2 separate regions of the Homo sapiens genome follow, and region 2 is linked to region 1. A link is a contact called in ENCODE Hi-C or POLR2A ChIA-PET data. All regions are on one chromosome and are shown on one strand. The core of a region is the stretch at or near the end of the contact, and the rest is flanking DNA. Distances in the headings are between cores, read along the strand shown. Region 1 overlaps DTNA (dystrobrevin alpha). Region 2 holds the start of INO80C (INO80 complex subunit C).

What was found. A loop is a pair of places that touch in the nucleus more often than their neighbours do. ChIA-PET counts read pairs that join two places held with the same protein, here RNA polymerase II (POLR2A). Pooled maps may share reads with other maps.
Region 2: a map of CD8-positive, alpha-beta T cell shows a loop between it and region 1 (4-fold over the local background). The contact joins the promoter of INO80C here to the enhancer-like site in region 1. A Hi-C loop is called at or near these places in 3 of 168 maps with a recorded cell type or tissue (CD4-positive, alpha-beta memory T cell, CD8-positive, alpha-beta T cell and naive thymus-derived CD4-positive, alpha-beta T cell) and 10 of 50 pooled maps. POLR2A ChIA-PET finds 5 or more read pairs at or near these places in 1 of 52 experiments (activated naive CD4-positive, alpha-beta T cell).

Annotation. Positions count from the first base shown.
Region 1 is chr18:34,858,552-34,863,412 of GRCh38, reverse strand. All of the region lies in intron 16 of DTNA (dystrobrevin alpha), which reads right to left. Among named protein-coding and RNA genes, the nearest start is that of DTNA-AS1, 93 kb to the right of the region's middle. RefSeq lists enhancers at 2,632-2,761, 2,772-2,871 and a silencer at 3,474-3,768. Within about 2 kb of position 2,737, at least 6 of the 41 ENCODE cell types and tissues checked have a DNase peak (open chromatin) inside an H3K27ac peak, as active enhancers do; they include CD8-positive, alpha-beta T cell, where a contact is called at or near this core.
Region 2 is chr18:35,496,048-35,500,908 of GRCh38, reverse strand. INO80C (INO80 complex subunit C) reads left to right here and starts at 2,949. Exons shown (of 5, transcript NM_194281.4): 1 at 2,949-3,190. The coding sequence starts at 3,035. RefSeq lists enhancers at 2,772-3,041, 3,392-3,511, 3,782-3,931.

The sequences.
Region 1 (4,861 bases), core at 1,488-3,987:
TTTCATAAAGTGAAGTCAAAATAAAGGCATTTCTACATACTTGTTCAACAAGTGAAGATGATATATAAGGTTCATGCTTAATTTTGTTTTGTTTTACAGACCTTTTATTAAACTGTCAGCAAGAATGAAAACAACTAAGGACAATCTATACTCGATCATTTATGTTGACACTAAGAGGTACCAAAAAGATCTTTAAAGGGGGAAAGAAATGAAACAGTATGATGAGGAATGTTAATGGTTCACAATTCTGAAGTATATGTATACTTTCCAAATAAATTCCAAATCCATTACTGAATGATTATTACTGAATAAGTAATACATATAATTTTCCCATTGCCCCAAAGATTTCTGTTTGAGTTTGAAATATTCATACTTACATACTAAAACTGCATGGAAACTTTAAACATGTATGTATTAATGTATAAATGGATATGGCTAGTCTCAATGATAGCATATTAAATGAAACTATGACAAGAACTCTGCAACGAAAAACTGATGATATAAAAATGTCACAGTGAGCTAGGTCAATGACTCACTCAATTGAAAGATATTTTGTGGGAGGACAGGTTAGTGATATAAATGATACATTTCTATTTTTTTCTATTTTTTTTTAGAGACAAGGTCTCACTCTGTTGCCTACGCTGGAGTGCAGTGGCATAATCATAGCTGATTGTAACCTCAGTCTCCTGGGTTCAAGCAGTCCTCCGCCATCAGCCTCATGAGTAGCTGATACTACAGGCATGTGCCACCATGCCTGACTAATCTTTTTTTCTTTTTTAAGAGATGGTTTCTCACTATGTTGCCCAGGCTTGTCTTGAACTCCTGGCTACAAGAGCTCCTCCTGCCTCAGCCTCCTAAAGCAGTGGAGGACATTTCTAATTCACTTTCTTATAGGCTTCTTCTATAATGAATTATGAATTTAAAATTTATAAATATTTCACAATTCTTTTTGAATAAATTTATATTTTTAACTTTTTAACTATAAAATATAAATTTTTAAATTTATATTTTTAACTATTATTGCCACTTACAAGCAATCCTTACAAGAGTAAGGACTGCTTACTCTTGAAGCAATCTTTCTTTCAATTTCCTTTAAAATTGCTTCTTTTCTGAATCCAGAGGATGAGAAACATCATAATTTTATATGCTTTAATGGTATCTTATTTTAGTCTTTGTCTTCCTGGGTTGAAGCATTCTAATTTCAAAAGCCTTGCCCCATTCAAGAATATTCCTCAGTGACAAATTCAGGAGGTGTTCTTTCTCTTTCTCTTTTTTTTTTTTTTTTTTTGACCTTGTCTGTGTATGGTGTTCCAGGTACATCCACAGTAGTCTTTGGTACAAGAATAGATAATGTTTCTGATTTCTTTCCAGTTCTCTTCTTGATACTGTTCTGTAATTTTGGCCCTTTGGCCACAGAAACACTTTGGGAAGAGGGTTAAAGCAACCTTCTAAAACTGTAGGTGAGAAACACTAAGAGAAGCATTTAAAAACTATCAGAGAACGTTAACTGGTATTATTAGGTTGGTGCAAAAGTAACTGCGGTTTTTGCCATTAAGAGTAATGGCAAATTAATTTAGAATTAGTCAACACTAAAAAAATCTAATTGTACATTTATCTTACAGTAGTAATCTCTTAAAAATATGACATCGAATTCAATTAAAAATTAATTTAAGAGTGTCTTCATTCAATCTTCTCTAAGTTTCCACCAGCGTTTTCCAAATGTAGGTATAATAACAAATCTGTGGTGTAACCTCCACCTTCCAAGGAGAATGAGAAAACAAGACTAAATAGTGATTTTCCTTTCCTAGCACTACATGTATTCATCTCTAAAGAAGTGCCTTTATTCTGATAGTCTGTCAGATTATTTCTAATGTATATGTGTGTTAAAACCTACTTTCTTTTTTTTTTTTTTTTTTTTTTTTTTTTTGAGACGGAGTCTCGCTCAGTCGCCCAGGCTGGAGTGCAGTGGCGTGATCTCGGCTCACTGCAAGCTCCGCCTCCCGGGTTCACGCCATTCTCCTGTCTCAGCCTCTGCAGCAGCTGGGAGTACAGGTGCCTGCCACCACGCTCGGCTAATATTTTTGTATTTTTAGTAGAGACGGGGTTTCACTGTGTTAGCCAGGATGGTCTCGATCTCCTGACCTCGTGATCCGCCCGCCTCGCACTCCTAAAGTGCTGAGATGACAGGTGTGAGCCACCGCGCCCGGCCGTTAAAAGCTACTTTCTTTTAGAACAGTGTTAGAACAATTGTCAAAATTTTAATATGGGTTTATATTAAATACCATATATCAACATTAACTTTCCCGAATTGAAGATGGTATCATGGTTATACAAGATAATTTTTTTCTTAGGAAATATATACATAAATTACACACAATTATACAAATTTTTTTCTAAGAAAAAATTTCTCCTTATAAATCATATATAAGTACATAAATATATACACTAAGTGAAAGGTATGATATCTGCAACTTCTGTGTGACTTCTGTGAATCTCAGTTTCCTTATCCATTAAACGAGTAGAATAATACTGCCTATCTCCTAGGTTTGTTACAGTAATTTTACGGGACAGTGTATGTAGAGTTAGTATGCAGCAAAGCGTCAGATTAGCACATAGAAATGCCTATCATTCATATTCATTGTCACTTCTGGCTGTGACTCAGCTTTCAGTTTTCTTGTGGCGAAAGTGAAAAGGGAAAGGGAAACATGATCGTTGAGAAAGTTCATTGTGGTTTTAAGACAAAAATGAAAGTATGCATTAACGAAAAACAAAGCTCTGCCGTGCTCAGGTGTTAAAGTGTCTGAAGAGCAGAGCAAAGATAGAGCCTCCGGAAACATCCATGCAATCAACAGGAACTTGGTAAAATCCAAACATAGTCATAAAGAACTTGCTTCATTTCGTCTTTTTGTATGGAAGAAGAAAACAGGACTAATTCTGACAAGGGTTTCTGCAAAGAGGCATCTGTACTTACTATAAAAAGTATGACTCAGAGTTATAGATATACCTGGAACATAGTTGGCACCCAAACTGAAAGATGAAAAGAATGGGCTGGGCGCGGTGGCTCACGCCTGTAATTCCAGCACTTTGGGAGGCCGAGGCAGGTGGATCACGAGGTCAGGAGTTCAAGACTAGCCTGGCCAAGATGGTGAAACCCCGTCTCTCCAAAAAAAAAAAAAAAAAAAAAAAAAAAAACAAAAAATTAGCCGGGCGTGGTGGCACGCGCCTGTAATCCCAGCTACTCCGGAGGCTGAGGCAGAGAATTGCTTTAACCTGGAGGGGCAGAGGTTGCAGTGAGCCGAGATCGTGCCACTGCACTCCAGCCTGGGTGACAGAGTGAGACTCCATCTCAAACAAACAAACAAACAAACAAAAACAAAAAGAAAAGAATGTAATACTTCCCAACTACAGGTGCCTTGTGAAAGAACAGTATGATATTTATACGAGGGAATGTCTTTGAATTTATTTTTGTGTTGTTTGCCACATAAATACACTGGAATACCAGCCTTATTCAAGGCATGGTAAGAAGCTAGTCTGAAATGGAGCCCACAGCAAGACTCATTTTGCAGCGTGGGAGTAGTAGGAGAAACCACATTTCTTTTCCAAGGCCTGCTACTCCCTAGCTTCTGACTCTGAGAAGTGCACTGAAATGCAGCGGCAGAATCTGATTGAGTCAGGAGAATAGGGACTGGAGGCAGCGAAACTAAGGACGATTTGTACTGACTTCCTAGAACTGAATGGAAAGGAAAACCTCGCCTTTCCACACCCAAGTAACAAAAGGATCCGAGGCTACTCCCTTTGTATGGTGAGGCAGATGAATAATGGAAAGTACTTCTGATTGGTCCCCTCCTGCAACCAATCAAATGTTTGCATAGGATGTCACTTTGTAACTTCACTTCAGCCTCTGATTGGTCGCCTCCTGCAAGCAATCAGAGTGGTCCTGGGCCAAGTCCTCATTTACACAGGGTGTACCCAAATAACTAATGGGAAACCTCCATAGGGTATTTAAACCCCAGAAAACTCTGTAACTAGGGCTCTTGAACCGCTTACGGGAGCTGGCTCCTACTCTGTAGAGTGTACTTTCGTTTCAATAAATCTGCTTTCGTTGCTTCATTCTTTTGTTGCTTTGTTTGTGCGTTTTGTCCAATTCTTTATTCAAAATGCCAAGACCCTGGACAACTTCGTGGTCAAGACCCTTCACTGGTAACAAGATGACTTCTATAGTCCCTTCTAACTCAAGTATTTTATGATGACAGACTAAAGAAGACTAGGCTTTTATGTTCCTTTATAGTACAGGAAGGTGTGATGCCTATTTTTAAAGATCTGAATATAAAGAAAGATATTAGAGACCAAGACTTAGAGAAAATCAGACTCCTTTTATGAGTTAGGGGTAAATTTTTAAATTTAAAAACCTGTGATGTTTATTTAACTGATTATTTCTAAAAAGAGCTATGTTTAAATTGTTCCTAGTGAGATATGTTGTTTTTGATGTAAAGAACACTGCTGGCCGGGTGTGGTGGCGCACGCCTGTAATCTCAGCACTTTGGGAGGCCAAGGCGGGTGGATCACCTGAGGTCAGGAGTTTGCGACCAGTCTGACTAATATGGTGAAACCCTGTCTCTACTAAATACAAAAAAATTAGCCAGGTGTGGTGGCGCATGCCTGTAATCTTAGCTCTTGGGAGGCTGAGACAGGAGAATTGCTTGTACCTGGAAGGCAGAGGTTGCAGTGAACCGAGATCGTGCCATTGCACTCCAGCCTGGGCAACAAGAGTGAAACTCTGTCTCAAAAACAAAAACAGAAACACACTGCTTTTCCCTGTACCAAATGAAAGAACAAAATATAAACAGCTTCTCTCTAAATC
Region 2 (4,861 bases), core at 1,700-4,199, 640 kb before region 1:
AGTGATCCACTCGCCTCGGCTTCCCAAAGTGTTGGGATTACAGACATGAGCCACCATACCTGGCCTTGGGTATGCATCTTTGGAGAAAGAGCCAGATAAAGGATGCAAATCTGAAAGTGGTCTGCATTTAGGTGGTAACTGAATCCGCAAGAAATGGTGCAATGGCTGGGGAGAGTATCAACTGAGAAGAGCAGAGGGCCTTGGACCAAGCACCAAGGAACTCTCAATATGTAAGGATTCTGTGCAAGAGTCTGGTTTCAAACCTGGCTGATCATTAGAATCACTTGGGAAACTTTTAAAATGTGAATCTACAGGAGCATGTGACTATATATTTTGAAAAACCTGTAGTAGCATTAGAGACCATTTGGTAACAGAAGACTGGCCAGGAAAGAGGAAAACAAAAAGATGGTGATGTTTCAGATACCAAGGGAAGAATTTCAGAAAGAAAGGAATCAGACAAGATCAGGCCTGAATTTAGTAACAGGAAACCAGATGGCGGTGCATCCACTTGTCTGACTCCTTAAAAGTAGGGAGTTGGTGTTTGAACTCAATAAGGGATGACAGGAAGCAGCCCAGCAGGTCCCCCTGTGCTCACGTGCACAGCGTGAGGACAGGGAAAGGGAAGGGGAAGGAAGGTGTGTCAGATGGCAGAAAGCTTTTCATTGGAAGTAGCATCTGAACTGAGGCAAAATGGATGGTAATCAGGCAAGGAGCTAAGCATTCCCAGGAGAGGAAATAATAGAAACAAAAATATGACAAGCTAAGAAAACATATACATTCTAGGAAATAGAGTTAGTCCTTGGCTGGAACACAAGGAATTAAGTGTTGGGAACCAAGCAACAGAATGGGGCACAGCCCAGTTGTTGTTGTTGTTGTTGTTGTTGTCGTTTTGAGGCGGAGTCTTGCTCTGTTGCCAGGCTGGAGTGCAGTGGCACGATCTCTGCTCACTGCAATCTCCCGGGTTCAAGCGATTCTCCTGCCTCAGCCTTCTGAGTAGCTGGGATTACAGGCGCATGCCACCATACTCAGCTAATTTTTGTATTTTTAGTAGAGACGAGGTTTCACCGTGTTGGACAGGATGGCCTTTATCTCCTGACCTTGTGATCTGCCCGCCTCAGCCTCTCAAAGTGTTGGGATTACAGGTGTGAGCCACCGCGCCCGGCCCAGAGCCCAGTCATTAAGGACCTTGTATGACAAGCCAAAACGTTCTTACCCTGAAGGTAAAAAAAAAATTTTACCCTGAAGGCAAAAGGGCCCTGAAGAATGTAAGAAAGTAAGTGGTATGATTATATTTGTAATTTAGAAATCCCATTCTGGCAGCCAGTGTGAAGGATGGTCTGGGGTCAGGAATGGATAAGGGAAAGATGGCGGCCGAAACGTCCATCTGGAGGCTGTTGCTGAGATGTAGACATGGGATACAGATTCACCAGGGCAGGAGCCGTGAAGGAGAGAAGCGAGCTGAGGAGGTGAGGAATGGGAGGAGGTGGGGACAGTAGAGTTTGCTTAGGTGACTGGCTTGTTGGAGGTGAGTCCTTGAGTTAAGGAATGAGGAAAAGACTAGCTTTAGATGAGGATAGGGATGGAGATGGGGTGTGGGAAAGAACATTTCAACACTGGTAGGCTTATTCCTTTCTCTAAAGGAAAAAATATGTCAGTAACAATATTGCAAGTTTCCCTAACTGCTCCTTCTCTCTCACCTCTAAGTCATTGTGCAGCCTGTTTATTTCAAATATCAAGACTCATATACATCAACTTCCTGTATTCAAACATAGTAGCTTCCACCAATCACTGCAGGGAGTTAGTTCATTCGTTAAATACATCATTAAAAATACTTATAATGCACCAATGACTTGCAAGGTACTGTGATTGGGGGGACTGATAAGTTAACAAGACATAACTGACCCTTCCCTCATACAGATTACATTCTAGCAGGAGCCAAAAAAGACATTAACCATCCGATTATAAATCATTTAGTTATATGATGTCGCAAAGGTTCTGTAAAAATATAGGGTAGAATGAGGCAAAGAACAAGGCGGGTAGGGGGACTCAGGTTCCTAAATAGGTTTTAGTAGATCTGTGACCTCCCTGAAATCTGTAAAATTTTGTCTGTGTCTGTATACATTTAATGGGGTGGTGGGGAGGTGGGGGTGTGCGGCAGGGATAGGAAGCACAGATTCCATGCTCAAGAGTCTGTGAATCCTAAGAGATTAAGAACCGGCCGGGCGTGGTGGCTTACGCCTGTAATCCCAGCACTTAGGGAGGCCGAGGCGGGCAGATCACCTGAGGTCGGGAGCTCGAGACCAGCCTGACCAACATGGAGAAACCCCGTCTCTACTAAAAATACAAAATTAGCCGGGCATGGTGGCACATGCCTGTGATCCCAGCTACTCGGGAGGCTGAGGCAGGAGAATCGCTTGAACCCGGGAGGCGGAGTTTGCAGTGAGCCGAGATCGCGCCATTGCACTCCAGCCTGGACAACAAGAGCGAAACTCCGTCTCAAATAAAAGAAAAAAAAAAAGGGAGAGATTAAGAACCACTCTACCCTTCATGTCCATTTGGGCGCTATTTATATACAAACCTTTTCCGCGTGGGAAGGCAGGGAGGGATAGAGGGAGAAGCCAGTAGCTTGGCGGTCTACTGAGAACGACCCCAGCTTTAGGCTTACAGACATCAAAAGTAATCACTCTTCTATATGAGAAAAGACAACACGCTCATTAATTTTTTAAAACGTAGTTACTTAAAAAGATTGGGAGATTTTCTATTCCTCTATCAATGGGGATTTCCAGGCACGTGCCCCACCCAAGGCCCACGCCCAGAGCGCCCGAGTGGCAGGACAACGCCCGCTGACATCTTCCCGTCCCGACGGCACAGGCTACTCCGAGCTCCGCCTTTTAGATTGCACCGAGAGAAGCCAGCTACAGCTTGGAGTCCAGGCCGGGTTTTCAAGCATCAAGACGGAAGTAACAGCGGAAAGGAAGTTCCAAGGCCCGCGCTGGGAAAAAGGTGGGGGGACCAGGGGAAGACTCGGAGTGCGATGGCGGCGCAAATTCCAATTGTGGCCACCACTTCCACTCCCGGAATAGTCCGGAACAGCAAGAAGAGGCCGGCCAGCCCTTCCCACAATGGCAGCAGCGGCGGGGGCTATGGCGCCAGTAAGAAGAAAAAAGCGTCCGCTTCCAGCTTTGCGCAGGTACGCAGTCGCGCTCCCAGGCTGCGCGTGCGCGTCGCGAAACGGGACTTGGCGGGGCGGAGCCGAGCCAGGGCGCGTGCGTAATGTGGGGCGCTGCGCGTGCGGTCTCCGTTGGGGTTGAAAGACGCTGCCCCGCGGAGTGAATGACTACTCTTTCCCTTCGTTTGGACACATGGGCTTACAACGCCTTGTGTTGTAAGGAGAGAAGAAGAAGTAGGGAGGTTATTACTGACTTAGTATTAATAGAAGGACTGCCTCTTCCCCTCGAGGTCGCCTTTAGCATGAGGTTCAGGACTAATGAGTGTCAGTCATTCAGAAATTTGCGTGTCTTCCCCTCGTCCATTCTGCAGACATCTACCCAGTGTCTTTGAGGCGCATAGCGCTGTAATGTCCTGCATGGATGAATACAAGATGTATTGATAAGTATGCTTTCTCTCATCCTGAGAAAAGTGCTTTTTTGACCCTGGGTTTCCCAATCCAAAGGCAGGTTTGGTCTTAACTCATGGGCTTGTTAAGGTTATGAAGTAATGAGTGTAAAGGCACTGAGCTCAGCGCCTGGCTCAGACGTCAGGGCCTCTGAACAATCTAGGTTCCGTAATTCCAGCAATGAATTTTCAGCAGGGAGTGGCTTGATTAGTGTTTTCTCTGGCTCCTGCATTTTATTCAAAGCAAAAAAGCAGAGATAGAGTGTGTTACTTTGTGCTCCTCAGCATATGGTGTGACACCACCGTTCACCCAGTCAGTCAGTGGCTGTTCTAGAAATCTTGTTCCTTCTTCTGTAGGTGATTGGTAGTGCTTTTTATTTTAACCTTTTAATATTAAATACTTTGCTATAGTAAGATTTACACAGAGTACAATGCACAAATTTTCAAGAATACTGGCTGAACCACAGATCTTCAAGAATCCTGTCTCACGCCTGTATCCCAGCACTTTGAGAGGCCAAGGTGAGAGGATTGCTTGAGGACAGGAGTTCGAGACCTGCTCCCCAACCCCCATCCAAATTTACAAATAGCTGGGCGTGATGGTGCACGCCTTTAGTCCCAACTACAAGAGCATCACTTAAGCCCAAGATTTCAAGGTTACAGCGAGCTATGATCGTGCCATTGCAGTCCAGCTTGGGCAACAGAGTGAGCCTATCGCAAACAAAACAAAACAAAACAAAACTACAGATCCAGTGCCCTTTTACATTTGTATACACCTATGGCCACTGCCTGGATCAAGATAGCATTTCTAAGAGCAGGTGACATTTTCCTGTCAGTACTGTCTTTCCTTCCTAACAGTTACCCACTGTTCAGCCACCCTTCACAATAGACTGACTTTGGGTTGGAACATAATATAAATGGAATAATACAGGACAATAGGGAACATATTCTTTTGCATCTGTCTAGGTTCCTTTTTGAGACAATGTTTTTGAGAGTCGTTTAGTACATCTGTTGCATTGTATAAACATACACCCGATGAATATTTGAACGTTTACAGTTTTTGGCTTTGTGCAGAAGCTGCTCTGAACATTCTTGTACAAGTCTTTGTGTAGATAGATGCTTTCATTTCTCTTGAGAAGTAGTGGAATTGCTGAGTCAGAAGGTAGGCATACATTTAACTCAGTAACTGTTAAACAGTATTTCTCAAAGTAGTTGCACTGTTTTTGCATTCTTACCGGCAAAGTATGAG